4 separate regions of the Homo sapiens genome follow, and regions 1, 2 and 3 are each linked to region 4. Evidence: chromatin loops called from intact Hi-C (ENCODE). Cell type or tissue: IMR-90. All regions are shown on one strand. Region 1 overlaps GABRA4 (gamma-aminobutyric acid type A receptor subunit alpha4). Region 2 overlaps ATP10D (ATPase phospholipid transporting 10D (putative)). Region 3 overlaps GABRB1 (gamma-aminobutyric acid type A receptor subunit beta1). Region 4 overlaps ATP10D (ATPase phospholipid transporting 10D (putative)).

Evidence for each region. A loop is a pair of places that touch in the nucleus more often than their neighbours do. Peaks named below come from ENCODE experiments on the same cell type or tissue, not always from the same donor. Only the 100,000 strongest peaks of a DNase experiment are listed, where the experiment ranks them.
Region 1: it touches region 4 in a loop (4-fold over the local background); 4 of 110 quality-filtered maps call a loop at or near these places.
Region 2: it touches region 4 in a loop (2.1-fold over the local background); 13 of 110 quality-filtered maps call a loop at or near these places.
Region 3: it touches region 4 in a loop (2.7-fold over the local background); 13 of 110 quality-filtered maps call a loop at or near these places.

The regions. Positions count from the first base shown.
Region 1 is chr4:46,929,816-46,934,815 of GRCh38, reverse strand. All of the region lies in intron 8 of GABRA4 (gamma-aminobutyric acid type A receptor subunit alpha4), which reads left to right. Among named protein-coding and RNA genes, the nearest start is that of COX7B2, 23 kb to the right of the region's middle. In IMR-90, a CTCF peak has its summit at 2,660 (motif pointing left); a DNase peak (open chromatin) is centred at 2,635.
Region 2 is chr4:47,508,042-47,513,041 of GRCh38, reverse strand. It overlaps ATP10D (ATPase phospholipid transporting 10D (putative)), which reads right to left. Exons shown (of 23, transcript NM_020453.4): 2 at 212-538. The coding sequence starts at 501. Among named protein-coding and RNA genes, the nearest start is that of ATP10D, 25 kb to the right of the region's middle. In IMR-90, a CTCF peak has its summit at 2,239; no DNase peak of the experiment used is centred here; H3K27ac peaks cover 167 bases.
Region 3 is chr4:47,381,659-47,386,658 of GRCh38, reverse strand. All of the region lies in intron 5 of GABRB1 (gamma-aminobutyric acid type A receptor subunit beta1), which reads right to left. Among named protein-coding and RNA genes, the nearest start is that of COMMD8, 80 kb to the left of the region's middle. In IMR-90, a CTCF peak has its summit at 2,643 (motif pointing right); a DNase peak (open chromatin) is centred at 2,658.
Region 4 is chr4:47,562,047-47,567,046 of GRCh38, reverse strand. It overlaps ATP10D (ATPase phospholipid transporting 10D (putative)), which reads right to left. Exons shown (of 23, transcript NM_020453.4): 15 at 3,282-3,466. Among named protein-coding and RNA genes, the nearest start is that of ATP10D, 79 kb to the right of the region's middle. RefSeq lists a silencer at 1,615-1,804. In IMR-90, a CTCF peak has its summit at 2,495 (motif pointing right); no DNase peak of the experiment used is centred here; H3K27ac peaks cover 447 bases.

The sequences.
Region 1 (5,000 bases), 630 kb after region 4:
GGAGCCATGTGTCTACCATACAAAACATTTACAAATAAAAAGGAAACACTAGGAATCAGTATGAAACAAAAGTAATCACAAAGTCACCTATCTTAAAGAAATTCTAATGTTTTAAACCCTCAACTCTAAATATATAAAGGGAAAATGAATGGATTCTTTAAGATTTCTTTTTCTGGTAATCCCAAATGGAAAACAAAAGTTTATCCCAGTGCCTGATATTGAAAGTAGTATTTCTGTAACTTATGGAAATACAAACATTGAATTAAATGCCAACATTGGGAGGAAATTAAATACAATAAATAGGGAACTCAGCATTTTGGTTTCTACATTTTGGAGCTCAATATATGATAGAGTGCCTTGGTATATAAAATATTTAGCATGTTTATTTGGAGGGGATGTGTTAAAAATTTCTACGTGTAGCACGTTCTAAAAATGCTGTTGATATTTCTCAGTAAATCATTACCTTGGAGTTTAGTTCTAGCTGCTCTACCACATTTGTTTATTTCCCTATTAAATAAGATGTGTGGCTTACCCATGAAGTCCTGTCCAAATGATCTTGAATAAATGTCTTTATATTACTAGATTCTTTTTTTTTAGTATGTGACTCATTGATATTCTAGAAGATAAACCTATTCGTTATCAGTCTTGTTAGTTTTTAATTTACAAGGATTAAGTTACATTTTATTAAACTTCATTAGCTTCTCAAGCAAGTAATATGAATGTAGCTGTGTGCATTCTGCAGACCTAATCTTAGTCACTTTATCTCATTGCTGCTAGAGTCATAAGTTGAGATGAGTTTTTTTTGCAGTTGATAAAAATTATTTAGAAATTGTGTCAGATCACAGTCATGACTGACGAATTGCCTGGATCTGCTCCTGTTTGCCTGTTGCTGCTTTAATTTGTTGGTAATGTTTAAATCTACCACCTTGCATCTCTTTTCTTGCTTCAGGCTATTGTGACTAATGACAAAGTAATTTCAAACTAAATCATTTTTTAAAATTCAAATGAAGCTTAGGTGCTTTTTCTTGTTCGAAACCACTGTGCATCAGCTAAATCATGATAGAACCACTGAAGTCTCTACACTCTGTACGAAACACAACATCACTCTGACACATTAGTTGCACCAAAATGTGAAAGCTGGGTGAATATTCTTCCCAGTGAGTCGTGTGCCAGATAGATCAGCAGATACCTTATTCCTTTTGTGGTCTGTCATCATGGAAAATGACTACTTTTAACAGAGTAAAACTTGAGACATAACTGCAAAAATAACTTGAGTGTCATTTAACTGCTTGGCAGAGAGCAATGATTTAAGCCTCAAATCAGTCTAATTCCACTTTCCTTTATGTAGGATATGATATACAGAATAGTGAAACTTCTAAGGCATTCTCAGCCAGACTTGGGATTGAGTCAAGATAACTTAAATGCCTTAGGCACTACCTGCAATATTCTAAAGATGTGTCCCATAGAAAAAGAAATAATAAATTGGAGATCAGATAAAAATTTTTGACACTTTCTAATTTGAAAAAGGATCTTGATTCTATAGGATATCCATTTTAATGCAATTTATCAAATATGAAATAGGTGCCTACTGTGTGCATTAATCTACAATGATTGATAAGACAGTCTTTATACTCTAGCTCATTACTTCTTTTAAACTGGAATAAAAACACTTGATCTTTGTTTTCAGACAGTAATCTTTTTGGTACTGTTCATGTTGCACACCCCACTCTCAAAAAGTCTCTTACTTCATTGTTCTTTTTTCTAACCACCTTAGACTGATTCTTTTTATTTTTGCTTAGACTCTCCTCTTTCTCTAGGCATATTCTTCAAATGTAAGATTTTATTTCTTCGATATTTATAACTTATCCAATAGTAGATATCATCAGAATATAGTTTTCCAACTGTCAAAAGCATGACATACAAATAATGAATGGACAGGTCTCCAAGATTGGTTCAATTGTTAATTAATGAGAGACCCACTTAGATGGTAAAATGGATTCAAAATCTTTTTGAGGAATGGCTACGTATAGGCAATTTTTTAAAAGGAAAAGTAAAATAAGACTGGTAGGTTAAATACAGAAGTGCTTAATGTCTGACAAGGCAATAAAACCATAACCTTTCATGATCTTTTGTACTAGACAGGAATCCATAATTGAATATGTTAACTTGACAGTGTTTGGGTTCTAATAAAATATTAAATGGCAAAATCAAACTCAAGTAAATTATTCTAAAGACTTAATAATCCTTGAGTGGGCTTGTTAAACAATACTCTATTATGACATTGAAAGGACATGCTGTATTTTTTTCTGATGTCCAAGTCTTGTATAATTTTTCTTAACATTATACTACTATGAGTACTTGACTGACTCAAATATGTGCAGCTTGTTAAGTTCTTTAAAGCCTCCTCCACATTTGTGAGTAGAGAACCTCTACAGTGAGGCAGAACAGACACCAAGTAAGTAACTTGCTGTATGACTTCCAGTGACCTGTAACCTTTCTGTTCTTACTTTTCTCTACTGGAAAATGAGGTAATGGAATAAGTTGATCACTGAAATCCCTTTCTGTTTTAAAATATTGTAATTCTTATAGAGTGGGATTATGAAGGGCAAAATATGTTGGTCCTTCAGCTAGCGTGTGGATTAGGCAACAGTGCCCCCTAAAGGTCCTCTATGAGTTCTGGGCAGGCCAATCTTCTAAGTATCCCAGAATGTCTGAGGAACTTCCGCCCTCACGAGCCCTTGGCAGCACCTCCCATCAGGACCTTTGATCTAACTCATCTATCTATTATCTATTGCCACAATAATATTGCATAACAAAAAAAATGATACTTCAGGTACACACAATTAATATTTATTTTTGCTCCCAAATCTGTGGATCAACTGTGGATTCTGTTGATGTTGATTACGCTTGCTCGGGCAGCTCATTTTCTCTTAACGGAACACTCATGAATCTAGTGTCAGCTAGTTGTTGGATGTTCTAGGCTTGTCTCATTGTGATAACTGGCTATTCTCCAAATGAGCTCTCAATCTCTAGCAGGCTAGCCCAGGCTGACCTGTTCTTATGGTGGTGGTGTCAGTGTTTCCAGAAAGAGTGTAAGCAAGTAAGAACTGTTGAGGTTAAGAATTGGAAATGACAAACTATCATTTCCGCCACATACTATTGAACAAAGAAAGTCATTAGCCAGCTTAGGAAAAATAGACTCCAACTCTGGATGGGTCAGGAGTGGGTAAGCTCCTGGACATGAATGTGGAGCATGAATATGGAGGCAGGAATATAAAGAGAAATGATGAATTGGTGTCACTTTTGAAGCCAGTCTATTATATAGAACACAATTCACAAGATTTCAGGACATTCCAGAAGCATACTGGTCTAGAACGAAAGAACTTAAATGTTTTAATACTTTGTTTTGGGGGGCAGTAAAGTTACTTAGAGTCAGTTTGATCCTTCCTACTCTTGCTCTTAAAATTCATTAGACAATACCAGAGCAGTGTTTGAGGCTATTTATACTATACTATTAAGACAGGAACTTCTACGTACTCTACCAAATGCTACATGAATGTTGACATTTTCTAGTGCAGCAGGTGGAAACATGCACTATTCCTGGCTTTGGGTGAATGTCAGGTATTGTTTCTTCTAATCATTTTGGACGGTTCCTTTCAGCCTTGGGTAGTTACCTCACACCCATAAACTGATCTTTGCTTAGTAAAATACTCAATGGGGACTCTCTTTAGATCTTTGGAGTTCTCTCTTTGTTTAGCATTCTTATCTCTGGTACTTTGTCCTGTGAACTCTAGCCATCTTGGTCTCCCAAGACTCTCAACTTCATCTCTTCAGTTCAGGAAGCCTGCCAGTTTTTTTCTGTTTTTTCCTTTCCTAAACCACAGCATGGCAACTCTCTCAAGTTTGTTTCTTCCCTCTCGGTGATTATGGTTCTGTGTTGTCTAATGGCCAGTTTCTTCAAACAACAGGTTTTTTTTTTGCATTTGTTTTAAGTTTTGGGGGTCATTTTAGGCAGGAAAGTAGACTTAGTTCCTGTTACTTCATTTTGGCTGGAAGGGAAAGTCTCCAGTCCTTAGAATTTGGTATTAGGAAACATACAGATTTCTAAAGGTCATGGACAACCTAACTGACTGAAAGAAGAAGATGGTATGCAACTATCATATTATATTTGAAAAAAAAATGTATTTCTTTCCTGTTTGTCCAATTTATCATTTTACTCTCTTTTCTTCTCTTCTTGGGATATTCAGCATTTGGTCATAGTTTGGTTCTTGAATATATTTTACCTTTCATTATATTTTTTATTGTATCATGTGTGTATGTATGTTTCCTTGCCAATGATTATATATGCTCTTTAAATTTTGAGGATATACCTTGTTCTTTTTTTATGTTATTCACCATGTATATAATATTTTAGGATCAATGATAATCAGTTAATTACTATCCTTTTCTGTAACAAGAGATTCAAAATCTGAGGATTAATTAGGTGACATTTACAATGTTCTGTATAGAGGAAAACTGCAGGATAAGTAATGGTTCTTCAGCTTTCAGGTTGATGTCAATTTTGATTTCAATTTTCTCCACCCAAATTCAGTGCCATATGTTAGGCTACAATTTCTCATTAGTTCAACTGCACCCTGCTTAGAAGAATACTACAAGCTGACATGACGAATGCTTTCTACACCTGTCAGAGTCTACACTGGCTCTGTTTTGTGAGGCTGTTTTTCCTTCTCTACTCAGCGACCTTGAAGTCATGATTTATGAGATATGAATTGAACTTTAAACATGCTAGATGAGTATACTAAAAAAGAATACATTTGTAGAATAAACCTTTATGTCTAAAGTGAGATTTCAATTAATTGTATATAATCTACCCACTTCATATATTATTAGTATCTGTGAATTGCCCTTTGAGGCTGGCTTCTTCCAATCACCCTTTTATTAGCTGCTCTTCTTTCTCTTTCCTCTATTTCTCCATTTTTTCACTCACCATCTACTTCATG
Region 2 (5,000 bases), 54 kb after region 4:
TCTTTTCTGGTAAAGAGAAAACACCTTTCCAATTGGAAAGTGCTACGTGAATGGGAGGAGTCATCATTCCACAACAGATTTGTATCAAAATTGTCAAGGATGATGTCACATGTCTTAGGTTTAAGTAATATACAGGGTTATGAAAATGAAAAATATGTTATATATCAACTAGAATGATATTCTAAGGTTTTCTTCAAAAATAAAACAGTACCTGTGAAATTGTTCAAATAAATTTCTTGGCACAAAATTCAGAAGTGTGTACTTTGTTGTTCGTATTCGATTGTTCACATAGGCTCCGGAGAACTTCTCATACTCATCCTTGAAGGGCTGGATGTGGGGAACAACAATCCGGTGCCTTCCTGACAGTTTAGGGGTCTGAGAGGACTTGCGCCCACAGGCGAGCAACGAGGAATAGTTGTATGGCCCTGAATCATCATCCCTGGTTGCACCTCTGATCAGCCGTCGCCAGTGATATCTGGCCCATTGGAGAGCCTCAGTCATATCCAAACTGTGGTAAGATCCAGGTTGTGTAGCTGACCTGGCAAACAAACAAAAACCACACTTCCATGAGCTTCTGAAACGTCTCAAAGATAGTGAAATTTTAATATTTTTTCTATACCAAATAAATATATGACCCAATGGTTCAACATGTAAGGGAGAAAGTAAAAGTAGTCTTTAGAACTCCATTTTAACCAAATAAAGCATACATCTTCTGCCTCATGGGCTAAGCATCTGATCATGTTGCTTAACAAGAGACAGCACCTAAAAGGCCATTCCATAACTTGAAGCAAACAATTTGGGCTTAATTTGTGCAAGTCTCTTAACTTCTCTGATCATCAGTTTTATCATCTTTGCAATGGGCATAATGCCAGGCATGTCAGGAAATTGTTTTGAGGACTAAATGAATAACAGGTAAGTCACATAGCATAAAGTCTGATAAATCATAGGACATCAAAAAAACCCATTCTATGTGGATTACAAAAATGCCCACAAATTCTTCCTATCTCTGCAAGCATAACTCTCTGCCAATCAAGAGGTAGAGTCTTTCTCTACCTGTGGTGTCTGGGCTTGGCCATGTGCCTTGCTTCAGCTAATGTAACACTAGTAAACAAGACAGCAAATAGAGGCTTGAAAAGTGCTTGTTCACTGGAGCTTATTCTCTCTCACTGTTCTAGGAACCACTGTAGCCCACACCACATGCCTCAGTTGCCCCATTTACCACCATAGCCTCTATAAATACATAAATAACACCACTGACTGCCAACTGACCACTAACAAGCGAGTGTGCCCAGAAGGCACAAATTAGAATAAAGATGTCTCAGCTGAGCTCAGCCCGACTTGCCCACCCATCAAATTATGAATCAATAAATGTTATGTCATTAAGTTTTGGGGTGCTTTGCTACAAAACAAAATCAAACTGATAACATATTCCCTTATTTTCCTTATTTCTAAGGTTTCCTTATTTTCCAAGAAATGCAGCCCTACCTGGAGTTTGTTAATCAAAACAAAATGTGAGTTTGTTAATCAAAACAAAAATAGGAAAGAAAGGGGTTCAAGCAATTCTCATGCCTCAGCCTCCTGAATAGCTGGGATTACAGGCAGACAATCACTTTTGATGGGAAGAACAACAGCCTCTGAGTATATGTAGTTGTGCCTGGATATTGGACCCACAATAGATAGCCCGTCTTATCATGAGAGAAAATATTCATGTCAGCCTCATCGGTTTTATACTAATAATAGGAACAAGAAAAAAAAACAGTTCTTTTGGATTTTGGCCTCTAAAATATTTATTTATAGATAACTAAATCAATGAAGATTGACTGGCCAAAATAACATTTACTATCTCTTCAATATAATTTTTTAAAAGTCTGCCTCCGAAGTATATTTGAAAAGCTGGTTTTTACTTCACCAAGCATACAAAAGTGGCTTGGTTCTTTTAACTGGCTGCTCACAATGGCAGCTTGAGTTATTAATGTAGTTCATAACATATCTAGAACTCTCCCCCAGAATAAGAACATAAGATAGTGCTTTATAAGTGAATCAATAGATAACAGAAAATACTGAACATAAATACTAAGTGCTTTTCATTAGTTTCACATAATGCACATTAGGTTACCATTATGACAAATGTGACTTTTTTTAAAAGGTTGAAATCAGCACAATTTGATTTATTTCTGGAAACTTTAAAAGGAAGCATTCACTTGCCATTAAATTCTTACTAAGACATAAGAATGTTTATCCCTCTAGTGTCCACAATCTCATACAACAATCTAAATCTCACTTCCCTTTTTAAATTCTGAAATACAATTTCTTGAGAGTCCAAACAGGACTAACTAAACAAACATGAAACAAATACAGGAGGTGTTAACTTCTGCTAATTTGTGGTGTGTCTGACTAATAACCTCACGCTAGCAAACATACTTACTGGTTCACAGAAACAATCAGCTTTTTATTCCACAACCCAGACAAGAACTACATCTTTCCCCAAGTCACTCAGTTCCTAAGAAACAAGCCCATAACGACTGCAAAACATTTCATTGCAAAAGTATTTCTAGGTCTCCTTCTCTTTAGGACTTTTCAATATCTTTAAATGTACATGAGATTCTCTATTTACTCCCACATTGCCTTTCTCCTTTATTCCTTCTTTTCATTTTCAAGGAATTTTGGTGAAGATAGAATTAGGGCTGGCTCACTGCCCTCCATGGCCCCCTTCTAGAGCCTACAAGAGTCTCTCTCCTACTCTCCAAGGCTGGGCAGCTCATCATTTTGTAAGAACTCTCTCTTCAGCACTGTCATTCTCCTGAAAAGTGACCCTTGGATCAGAGGACAGATTTAAGCTAGACAGAGAAGTGCTTTGAAATGACTGAGGAGAAAAGCCTAGGCTTGGAGGTAATTAACATATGATGAAAATCCTTTCAAATTGCTAGTTTAAAATTTAAACTCTTATACTAGGCAGGAATGACCAAGGATCTATTTAGTCATCCTAGATCAGAGGCTTTTGAAATGCGTTAACTGCTCTCCCAGTAAGAAATACATTCTATGATGCAAAGTAGAATTTACACACACACACACACACACACACACACACACACACACACCCCTGAAACAAAAGTTCTATGAAATATTTCTTACCCTTACCACCTGCAATGCATACAGGGATCTTCTTTCTTCTCTCTCTCATATTAGTACTAGTTAGGATGCATTGAATTAGTTTCAAGATCCACTAATGTTAGTGTACATGTTGGTAAAAAGATACTGATAGTGTGTGGCTTCACACAAAGCTGAAATTATACATGGAAATGGATAGATCCATGTTCCTAAATAGATCCACAACCCCAAATGCAGAAAACAGACTATTACAGAATACAAAATTTCAGCTACAAAGGAGTAATAAGTTGAAGAGATCTATTGTATATTACGATGACTATGGTTAATACAGTAACAATATGTTGTACACTTGAAAATTGTTAAGAGAGTAGACCTAAAGTGTTCTCACCACAATAAAAAGTATGTGAGGTAATACATATGTTAATTACCTTGAGCTAGCCATTCCACAATACATCCACATATCAAAACATCACATTCTTCACCATAAATACATACAATTTGTATTTGTCAATTCAAAAGTTTTTAAAACAAAATTTTCCCCTTACAACCCTTTCTCCCTCAGTCAATAATGTTATACACAGAAAGCTTTTCCTATAGAAATAGGTATTTGTTCTACAGAGAGCTAAAGATAAAATATTTATAAAGATCTTTTAAATTATTTTATTTCAGTGGATGTTTTTGTAAACGAATAAAAAGAAATAATATTTTCAATGTTTGAAAATATCAGATTTAAAAAAGAAGAAGAAAACAGAATCTTATGGTAGAAAATTACTGAAAGACAGCAGTTGGACAAGAAGGCTCAGGGGAGGGCAGCACTGTGCCCACAGTAGTCAGGAAAGAGCCTTTCACTCTTTCTCTGTCACTTCCAACAAAGTTAAAAGTATGTTAGTACTTGGAGAAGCCTCTGTTATTAATAAAGCTCCACATAAATATTGAGGAAAATTTCTTTAAGATATGATAGGAAAGCAAATCAGTAAGTCATACCTCATCAAGCGTTATCACAAATCATAATATCTTAAGGCTTAGACTTCAGAGATGATTTAACACAGTGGTCACAAACCATTAGTCCTACAGCAAAATTCTACCCAATGACTTATTTTGTATCAGAGTGTCGGCAAGCACATGGTTTTGTTTTATAAACATAAATACATGTATACACACACACATATAAAAGCAAGATTTTAAAATAGAGATAAATTCACATAAAATATTGATAATTGGTTTTTCTTAAAAGAATCAAGGGAATGGTGGGCACACATCTTCATATGGTAACAGAGGTTACTATGGACCTTGACTCCAACCCTGCATTTTGCAGTTCACCCGTTTTAAATGAAGGAATGAGCACTTTGCTCACCACTTTTTGACAAATCACATTTCTTCTACTCTGTAAGTCCAGGCTCAAATATTAGCTGTACTACTTAGTAGCTACTCAGTCTTCTAACAAATAAAATGAAACACGATTAATAGTCAAGGGACATGCTATAAATAAACAATGCTCATCCTCTTCCCCACTCTCCTGTTTAAGTGTTTCTCAAGCCACAGATAAGTCAAGGGTGGGAATCTTATACATTGGGCTTAGGTCCAAAGCTTTCAATTTAAAGTTGTCCAAGTAAATGCTCAGTTCAATGTACCTATTAATGCCTGAGAAGTAGCAGCATTAGGTAGGATACAAACAGAAAACCGAACAATCAAAAAGACAGGCATGACATAAAGTGACCTTCATACTACCTAATCTCATTCTTCACCATTCTCTCCAAAACTCATCCCAACAATGTTCATGAACGAACTGTATTCCACTTGTCCTCTGTTGCCCAAGACCCCCTGATAAGAATCACTTGGGGCCCCTGTTAGTCACAGTCTCCAAAGCCTCTCCCCTGGAGATTCTGATTTAG
Region 3 (5,000 bases), 180 kb after region 4:
GCTCATGATAATATCCTCCCACTCACAAGGTCTGCTTTCCTTTATACATGCTAATGGAGCTATATTGCATTAATTTATGTAGGTACATATGTTTTAGGTACATTGCTAGCCAAAGATCACAGTGACGGTTACTCAATGGCCCCAATACACAGTGAAGTAAAGGATAATCACACCTGCAAATGCTAAAAATCTTATTGTCTGTATTGATGTGCTTGTTATCAATAAAATCTCAAAACAAACAGCTTGTAGCCTCTACATTTTATTTGTCTTCATAGTCAAAGGGGAGAATATTTTATGTCTCAGAAAAAAATCCTTAGTCATCTATTTCTGTGGCATAATAAATATATATGTGATTTTGTCCCTCATTCCTGACACAGAGCTCTTAAATATCTTGGAATTTCTTGGGTGACAGCAGCATCTCTCATTTTAATGCAGTGATTCTGGTGAGCATCTAGATGGCTTCAGGATGGGGGCTGGTTGTCAAAAAGACCATACCCAGATTAGAAGCCTGAAACTTTCACAGTCCCCACCTCAACCTCCAGAGAGCAGAGAAAAGCTGTAGATTGAGTTAATAATCCATCATGCCTATGTGATGAAACTTCCATAAAACCCACTAATGTTCAAAGACCTTCCAGGCTGGTGAACACATCAAGGTGCTGGGAGGGTGGCATGCCTGGAGAGGGCATGAAAGCTTTGCACCCCCACAACTCCCTGCCATTCTTTGCCCTATGTGTCTCTTTCATCTGGCTGCTCCTGAGTTGTATAAACCAGTAGTAGTAAGTAGACTGTTTTCCTGAGTTCTGTGAGACATTCCGGCAAATTGTCAAACCTAGAGGGAGGTTTGTGGGAGCCCCTGATTTGAAGCTAAGTAGGACAGAGTTGTGGGTAACCCGGGAACCCAATGCTTGTGAATGGCATCAGAAGTGAATGCAGTCTTCTGGGACCGAGGCATTAAACCTGTGGAGTCTGACTCTGGAGTCTAACTCTTGAGTGTTAGAATCAGAATTGAATTGTAAGAGATCCACTTGGTGTCCAGAGAGTAGGAGAATTGGTTGGTGTGAGGCAAACCCAAACATTTGGTGTCAGAAATGTTGTGAGTAAAAGCAGTTCAGAGTTTTCAATTTATTTTAATAATCACAGAGTAGATTTCTCTTAGATACCTGTGGTCAAATCTTTTACAGTCTTGAAATCCTGTTGCATCGTCTATACATGTAATAAACATCTCAATTCTCGGCACCTCCCTTCTTAAAATAATCTCAGGTGAGAAATGAAAATAAATTGTGACTGTTTACTCTTGTTCTTAATTTCCACTGAGATCTGGGTACAACCTTCTCAAAAAGATGAGTTTCACAGTACTGTAACCAAATAAAACATGTACTCCTTGCAAAGTTTGTGAGAAATCTCTTTCAAAATTCAGACAACCTTGACTTATTATTGTTATCATGGAATAGAGAGGATCTTGCTGTTCAACTAGTCTCAGATGAGGTCATGGCATTATTATGATAGGATGTTGCCTCTGCCAGTAATTTCTGCTCTGGTTAAAAAGGAAGATTGAAACCTCTTTCCACTTTGAAACATTTGTTTGGTTGTAGGCAAAGTCTTTCGTGTTAATATTCTCCGGAAAGTGTAATGACAGCGTTCACTAGGACAAATGAAAAGGAATTAACCCCATGTGCAAAGAAGCTAAACTAGTGTGTCAGTATCATAATGTTTTTAAAGATTGTTTTCAAATTGAGTGTTAAGAATGCCTAATCTATTTGGCATCCTTAAAGATGTGCATCATTGCTTTATTTTAAAAAATAAAAAACAAAATCAGGCCTAGTGTAGAAAAGGGAGTCACCTCTGATTTTGACAGGCACTTAGTGTGTCAAATATGCCTTTATTTTCTGAAGTGTAAACTACCTTTAAGGATAATAAGATCATGGACAAGTAAAATAGAAACAGAGGCACTTATCTAGCTAACTTAAATGTACTACTACTTTAACCTTACTGCACTAACAGTGTTATTCTTGGCCTGAAACCCCAGATTTGATAGTTTGGATAACAGTCTTATTTACCTAATTTAATTTCTAAGACCACCTTATATCCTCAATGTGGGAAACTATTCAGAATATCTCTATGGTATTTTTGGTTTGAAGAGTCATGTGTATCCTGATTTTATTGGTTATGAACCCACCCTTGAGTGGTTACTGAGTTTTGTTTTGTTTTATTTAAATTCACCTTCTTTCCTTTTTTTTTTTTTATTTTGGTGTGGGGGTCACTTTTCACTGAGAAATTCTGATGAGAAATAGTGATTTGTCAATAAAGCACATTTTTGGAAAATCCATTAAAATCTAAAAAAAATCCTCAACCTGCCAAAATCAGTGATGGCAAAATGTTTATGGTATGTTGTTAAGAGAAAAATATAATAAAAATGTATGTGTGTGTGTACATATAACAAAGATTATATATGGAAAGAGTTAATAGTGGTTATCTATGAATGATAATATTATGGATGATTTTTTCTTTCAAAAATTTTACGTGGTGAATATGTAATCATTTAAAAAATAAAACCTGATACGTTATTTTTACGTTCTAGAAATTGCCTGTTTGGGAAAAATAAACATCAAAGTTATTTAAATATCCTGTAGAGGGCACTCAAGATCTTCCAGATTCATAGGCAGCGACATGATACTGTGAAGATTTTATTCCTTTAGTTACAGGAGTTTTAGGTTTTCATGATGATTTTAGTTTTGGATCACTGATTCTCACAAGGTTTTATTTTAAAATTCATTTATGTTAAGTGACACTAGAACAATTATGATTAATAGACCTTGTCACATATTCAGATCTTTAGCTAGAAATATATCTGAATATATGCAACTCTAGTTGATTACTAAAGTAACTATAAAAAATGACCTGTTTGGTATATTTAATGCTTAAGTTATAATACTTTCACTAACATTTTGAGGAGTATGGTAGCTCATATGCCCGCTATTTTAGCTATGCATATTAATGAACAAAAATCTATGTGCCATAAATGATATGAACCCATTCTTCACATCTCTCAGTTATGATTTTACAACTGGAAGCAATAAGATGCATTGAATTAAAAATTACTAATATATCAGATCAGAATTTAATTTTCATTTTTATTAACTTATTTGCCTAGTCCCTGATTTTTTTTTTAGGTATAATCTATCATTTTAGTCTCATATCCCTTATTCACTCACTCTCAGATGATACTTATTGAGAGCTGCTACCCAATTCAATTTTTAAATTGGATGCCTTTCTCATCTGTGGATGCAAAGTTGTGGTCCCTGACCTGAGTTTTCACAGAGGTATTGCACACAACCTCCAATAATCATATTCTACCAAGCTCTTGTGTCTATAGAAAATAGTGGATTTTCTTTCCTAGAAAAATAGCTTTTCTCTGGCAATTCTCAGCTGTCTTCAAATATGGCATGGTTTTTGGATCCTCTCTAGAATCAGGTTGGATAGCCTTAGCAACTAGGAGGCTATGTGCTTTTGAGATTCACAAACTGTCATGCTTTCTTGTATAATTTCTTGGCTTTTGAAATCCATGTGAATAGAATGTTGTAAAGCTGACAGTTCACAGTTGTTTGTATCTATAGCTTATCTGCACTCATTCCCAAGTGCTAGATTGGTGTCACAGAGGTTATTGTAGTAGGCATGTTGGGCACATTAATGTCTGTGTTTTAAAAATTGCATTGTGTCTGGGCATGAAGGAAAAGAACTGATTCGATTATTATTGGTTTTGCTAGAATTGATTTTTTACTCCATGTAATTTGGCAGTTACATTGATGAAATACGTGGCTAGCTGCCAATTTTGTTTATGTTGAAGGCTTTATTTCTGATGTCCATGAAATAGGAAGTCCTGCAAATATGAATTGGTCTTTAGAGCTGCCTGGGATGGAACAGTTTGGGAATAGCAGTTAGGAAAGGGCAATGCTCTGTACTTATTGCTCAATCTCAGGCTTGGGAAGAAAAGCAGTGATGATACTTTTCACTTTTTCAGATGGAGAAAATGGAAGTACAGAGTTCCATGACCTGATTGGGAAGGCTGAATGCTTCCAAGTTTCTCTCTGTGGAAATGGGGCCAATAATCTGTGCTACCTGACTTACAGGAAAGATAAAAGAGGTTATTTTGCAAAGTGATAGCTACAGAGTGCTTCTTAGAAGCAATCCATCATCAAAACGCTTAGAAGAATGCTTCCAAGTACATAGGCATCACATGTTGTGTCAGGGTGGGTCTACAACAGTGATTCTCAACCTCAGGTGATTTCCCCTGCCAGAGACATTTGGCAATGTCTATTTTTGGTTGTGAAAGGAGTGCTACTGGTACTTAGTAGGTAGAGGCCTGGGATGCTGCTAAACTTCCCACAAAGAACAGTACAGTGGCCTAGAAAAAAGAATTATTCCACCCAACATGTCAATATTGCTGATGTTGAAAAACCCTGGCCTATAGCTATGAGATGCTGTGTTTGGTAGAATGGCTCATGTTAAAACCATTTGTTTTGGTGATGTAACATGTGGTGCATAATTATACCTAGATTCTATTCTATTAGGATAGAAGATTTAAGAAGGGAAGATGCAAAATCGTTTTGTAATTCAGTCACAATAGAATTTCTTCACTATAATCCAAGCACCTTATCCCTACCCCCAGCCTAGACAATAAAAATGTGGTCACACACTACTTGGAGGGGGGAGGATACAGGGGAAATTCGCATCTGACAATCTTTGTAATTTTTTGCAAATTCTTTGCTCTTTGGTTTAGAAACTGTTGGCGAGAAAGTAAGATAGAAGCATGTTTACACATACAAACTTCCTAAATAATTCTCTTCACCCATAAGTTCCCCAGCACATACACTAGTTAAAGGCACTTCAGGGCAGGGAAGGGGGGAAAGAGAAATAGACAGGAAAGAAAAAGTCAGATGTGAATTTAGGAAGGCCTGTGTCTGTCTCTGACCCTTCAAGCTGGGTTCTAGGGTAGGAATATG
Region 4 (5,000 bases):
CTTTTCATGGGCTATTTGGTGCCATATTTTTTGCATCTTTCTGCTTTTTGTCAGTGATTTTGCTGTTTAAAATGACTCCCAATCATGGGCTGCAGTGTTTCCAAGCAAAAAAGGCTGTGATGTGTCCTATGGGGGGAACTTACCCATGTTAGATAAGCTTTGTTTGGGTATAAGTTACAGTCTGTTGGCAATGCATTTAACGTTAATGAATCATTAATATGCATATTAAATAAGGTACATTTCAGAAGAAACAAGGTCATGTATTGATTGTTGACAGTATGTTGTAATCAGAGGAAGCTAACTTTGTATCTCCTCTAAAAGCAGTGGTCAGTGTTTGCTAATTCAGAGCTCGGGGCAACTACATAAACTATAACTCTACAAATAAGGAGAATCAACTGTATATATGTAATATGTAATATATAATTAGAAAATATACTGTAATGGGAATCAGAAAATTTAAAGTTTAGTAATCAGCTGTACTTAGAGAAATCACAAGCATTTGGAGTCTCAGGTTATAAAACAGATAATTTATCTTCTATGTCTATTTGTTGTAATTGTCAAATGAGATCAGGTATGGAAAGCCTTTTTGTAGATTCTAATATAAATTATGAAGATAGAAAGTTACCAATCTGAGGAGAAAAATTTAAATGAAATTACAAAAATAAAACTTAAAAAATTAAATGACCAATCCTGAAAGGCCTTTGTATATTCCAATGCAGTAACTAGTTACAAACAGGATATGACTATATTAAAACAAATGAAGAAAAAAAACTTTTATGAGAGTAAAAGGTAAAGTTTGCAACTGGCAACACTTATAATCTAATTTGTAAATTGAAGAACAACGTTGATGGAAATTTGTAAAGATGACACAAAAGTAACTTCAGACATTCCACTGGCTGCCACATTGCCTGCTTAGAATGTTATAGGAGCAATTCCTTCACTAAGTGACACACTGGGCTCCATGATCTTCAAGTCCTTTTAAACTCTTAGTGATTCCTGAGGGACTAGGAGTGGGAGGTGGAAAGAAAAGAGTTAAATACTAGTGACTGAGCCCATACTATGTGCCTGGCTTTTTATCTTGAGTTGTGATAAAACTAAATTATGTTTGTTGTATTCTGTTTAGTTATTTGGAAAATTCACACATGTGGAATAGCTATCGATAGCAAAAAAATTATAGGTACTCAGTAAATACTTCTTGAATCGATAGTTTTAAATGCCTTTAAACATAAGATAAATTGTGTATTTATAAATAATTTTTTTATTTATATAAATTTAAGGGTATAAGTGTAATTTTTTTATATGGATATATTGCATTATAAATGAATTTCACAGTCCTAAAGATTTTACTGTTCACAACAATCTCTATTTTTCTTTTTTAATGCTTACTGAACCCCTCTCATCTGATAGGCACCGCATTAAACAATTTATATTTTTTCATTTAATGCTCACAAAAACCCCATTAAACAGTCATTACTCTCCCATTATGAGTAAAGAAAAAGCGGCACAGGAGGGTAAGTAACTCCCTAAGGCCACATACTCAGTCAGCGGCAGGCCAAGCATTTGATCCCTAGTCTTACCAGCCACCTAGGCTACATTCTTTTGGTGACTGAAATGACTAAGCATTTTCTTCTGTTCTGCCCCCTGCAGCTACTGGGAGTTGGCTGGTGGTTGTGGTTATGGGTCACTGGGCCACCGTAAAGGGGAACCCACTCTATTTTTCCCTTTTCTCAAAATGTACCATTTAGCTGAGTGCTGGTTGAGGTCTGACCATAAAAACATGCTAACCAGGCCGGGCGCGGTGGCTCACGCCTGTAATCCCAGCACTTTGGGAGGCCGAGGCGGGCGGATCACGAGGTCAGGAGGTCGAGACCATCCTGGCTAACACGGTGAAACCCCGTCTCTACTAAAAATACACAAAAAATTAGCCGGGCGTGGTGTCGGGAGCCTGTAGTCCCAGCTACTCGGGAGGCTGAGGCAGGAGAATGGCGTGAACCCGGGAGGCGGAGCTTGCAGTGAGCCGAGATCGCGCCATAGCGCTCCAGCCTGGGCTGCCTCAAAACAAACAAACAAACAAACAAATAAACAAACGAAAACATGTTAACCAATCATGGCAGCCTTGAGCAGGCAAAGCTCAAGAAGTGATCCTGAAGAAAAGCTCCACAAGATTTCAAAGAAGGCAGACTGCAGTGATGGGATTGATATCACTGGTTAAGTCTGACTGCTGAAGAAGAATGGGAGGAAGTTTTTCAAGAAAAATAAACAATGTGCACAAATCTTGGAGGGGATCACTATACTGGAAGGCTTCTGAGAAAAATAAAACCCTTATTTATCTGATTAAACATTGGTGTTAGAGATTAGCGGGAGGCAAAAATAGAAAAAACTGGGCTGAGTCTAAGCCTCCTAAATTTCCTTCTTTTTTAAAAAATGACATTTTCCTCTTCCCTTAAACAGTTCTTCAAACTTATGATATTCTCGGGAGCACTACCTAGGAATTACCACAAGAGGGCACGATTTCCCTGAGTCTATTTTTAGAATTGCCATAAAATATTTAATAATTTATTCACCTGATTTCAATAAAAACTATCACTTTTTCTTATCTTAAAAGGGAGGTAGATTCCTGTACCAGGACTTGATATATTTTCTCATTTTGGGCTAAGTCCTGTCAGATCCCTGGTAATCCAGTGTGGAGGGGGGAAAGCAAATAAAAAAAAAAAACTTTCTTCTAATGCCTTTATTCAGCAATGATTCCTCTGAATCATTATAATTTTCCATCAGGCCTTTAGAAGAATAGACATCCTTCCAAGCACAAGGTAGGTTTCTGGATAGAAAAAATTATCAAGAAGCTAATGGTTGCTGGCCAGGGCACAGTGGCTCACCCCGTAATCCCAGCACTTTGGGAGGCCAAAGCTGGCGGATCACTTGAGGTCAAGAGTTCAAGATCAGCCTGGCCAACAAGGTGAAACCCCGTCTCTACTAAAAATACAAAAATTAGCCAGGCGTGGTGGCAGATGCCTGTAATCCCAGCTACTTGAGAGGCTGAAGCAGAATTGCTTGAATCTGGGAGGTGGAGGTTGCAGTGAGCCAAGATATTGCACCACTGCACTCCAGCCTGGGTGACAGAGCAAGATTCCGTCTCAAAAAAACCAAAACAAACAAACAAACAACAAAAAAAGCTAACGGTTGCTGTTTTGTTTTTTTTTTAATCCTTGCATACATCAAATCTCAAATGTTCCAATGCCTTTGAAAATACAGAAGAACAGATTTAATCTCAATATACGCACTTTACTTTGGGTATTGAGGATAAAAAGCTTGTCATCTGGCTCCAGTAGTTTGCATGCATAAGCTATGTTGACAGCTGTCTCCTGCTTGTCCCCTGTCAGCATCCAGATCTTGATGCCCGCTTTGTGAAGAGCTTCTATAGATTCAGGGACTCCCTCCTGCAGACGGTCTTCAATGCCAGTAGCACCTAAAAAATAACCAAAGTGCAATAGGACTTGTAAGAAACCAAAGCCAGCTGAAGCTCAGCTAGTCTACAGTTGAATCATATCTGTTAGCCAACTCAACCCTACACTACATAAACTGCCCAGCTGCTCAGGAGAGTCAAAGGAGGTTTGACGACCCAGACCAAAATTATATGCAATGTAATATTTTGGGAAGGAAGCCTCAGGGATCAATGGATTTATCAAACTTACTCGTTCTCCTTTTGGCTAGATTTCTTATCTGTAAATTGAAGGGATTTGAGTCAATTATTTATGCAACCTTACACTACAATTTTATAATTCTATGATATTCCCAAGGATAAGGGTGGGATTTTATTTTTATTATTATAGACTTAGGGGGCACAAACGCAGTTTTGTTACACTGATATATTGTGTAGGGGTGAAATCTGGGCTCTCAGTGTAACCATCATGCAAATAGTGTAAATTGTACCTGTTAGGTAATTTCTCATCCCTTGCTCCCCGACCTATCCTCCCACTTTTCTGAGTCTCCAATGTCTACTATTTCATTTTCCATGTCCATGTGTACATGTTATTTAGCTCTCACTTATAAGTGAGAACGTGTGGTACTTGACTTTCTGTTTCTGGGTTATTTCACTTAAGATAATGGCATCCAGTTTCATCCATGTTGCTGCAAAAGACACAATTTCATTCTTTTTTATGGCTGAGTGGGATTCCATTGTGTATATATGTGTGTGTGTGTGTATATATATATATTATATCACATTTTCTTTAATCGTTTGTTGGTGGACACTTAGAAATCTGATTCTGTGACTTTGCTATTGTGAACAGTGCTGTGATAAGCCTATGATTGCAGGTACTTTTTTGATATAATGATTTCTTTTCCTTTGGGTAGATACCCAGTAGTGGGATTGTTGGATTGAACGGTAATTCCATTTTCAGTTCTTTGAGAATCTCCACACTGTTTTCCATAGAGGTTGTACTAATTTACATTCCAACCAGCAGTATATAAGCGTTCCCTTTTCTCTGCATCCTTGCCAACATCTGTTGTCTTCTGACGTTTTAACAGACATTCTGACTGGTGTAAGATGGTATCTCATTGTGGTTTTAATTTGCATTTGTCTGCATCTGATAACTAGTGATGTTGAGCATTTTTTCATGTTTGTTGGCCACTTGTTGTTGTCTTCTTTAGAAAAATGTCTGTTCATGTCCTTTAAAGGGCAGGCTTTTAAAGAATGCTCCTGCCAGTAAGATACAATGTCTATTTGCAGTGTTCTTTCATGGGTCTACAGTTCCCTTTTCTGAAACAATTGGGGCCATATGTGTTTTGGAATTCAAACATTTTTCAGATATTAAAAAAGTAATATGGTGCATATACCATATTCTATAATACTTGTTAATCAAGCATATTAATATTTCTGCAGGAAAACTGACAAATGTTCACCTAAATTAGGATAATAACTATAAATAGTCTTATATCAAATCAGGTATGATTTTTCTGCCAAATGAGTTTTGGCACTAAACCCATGGAGCATTTTTGAT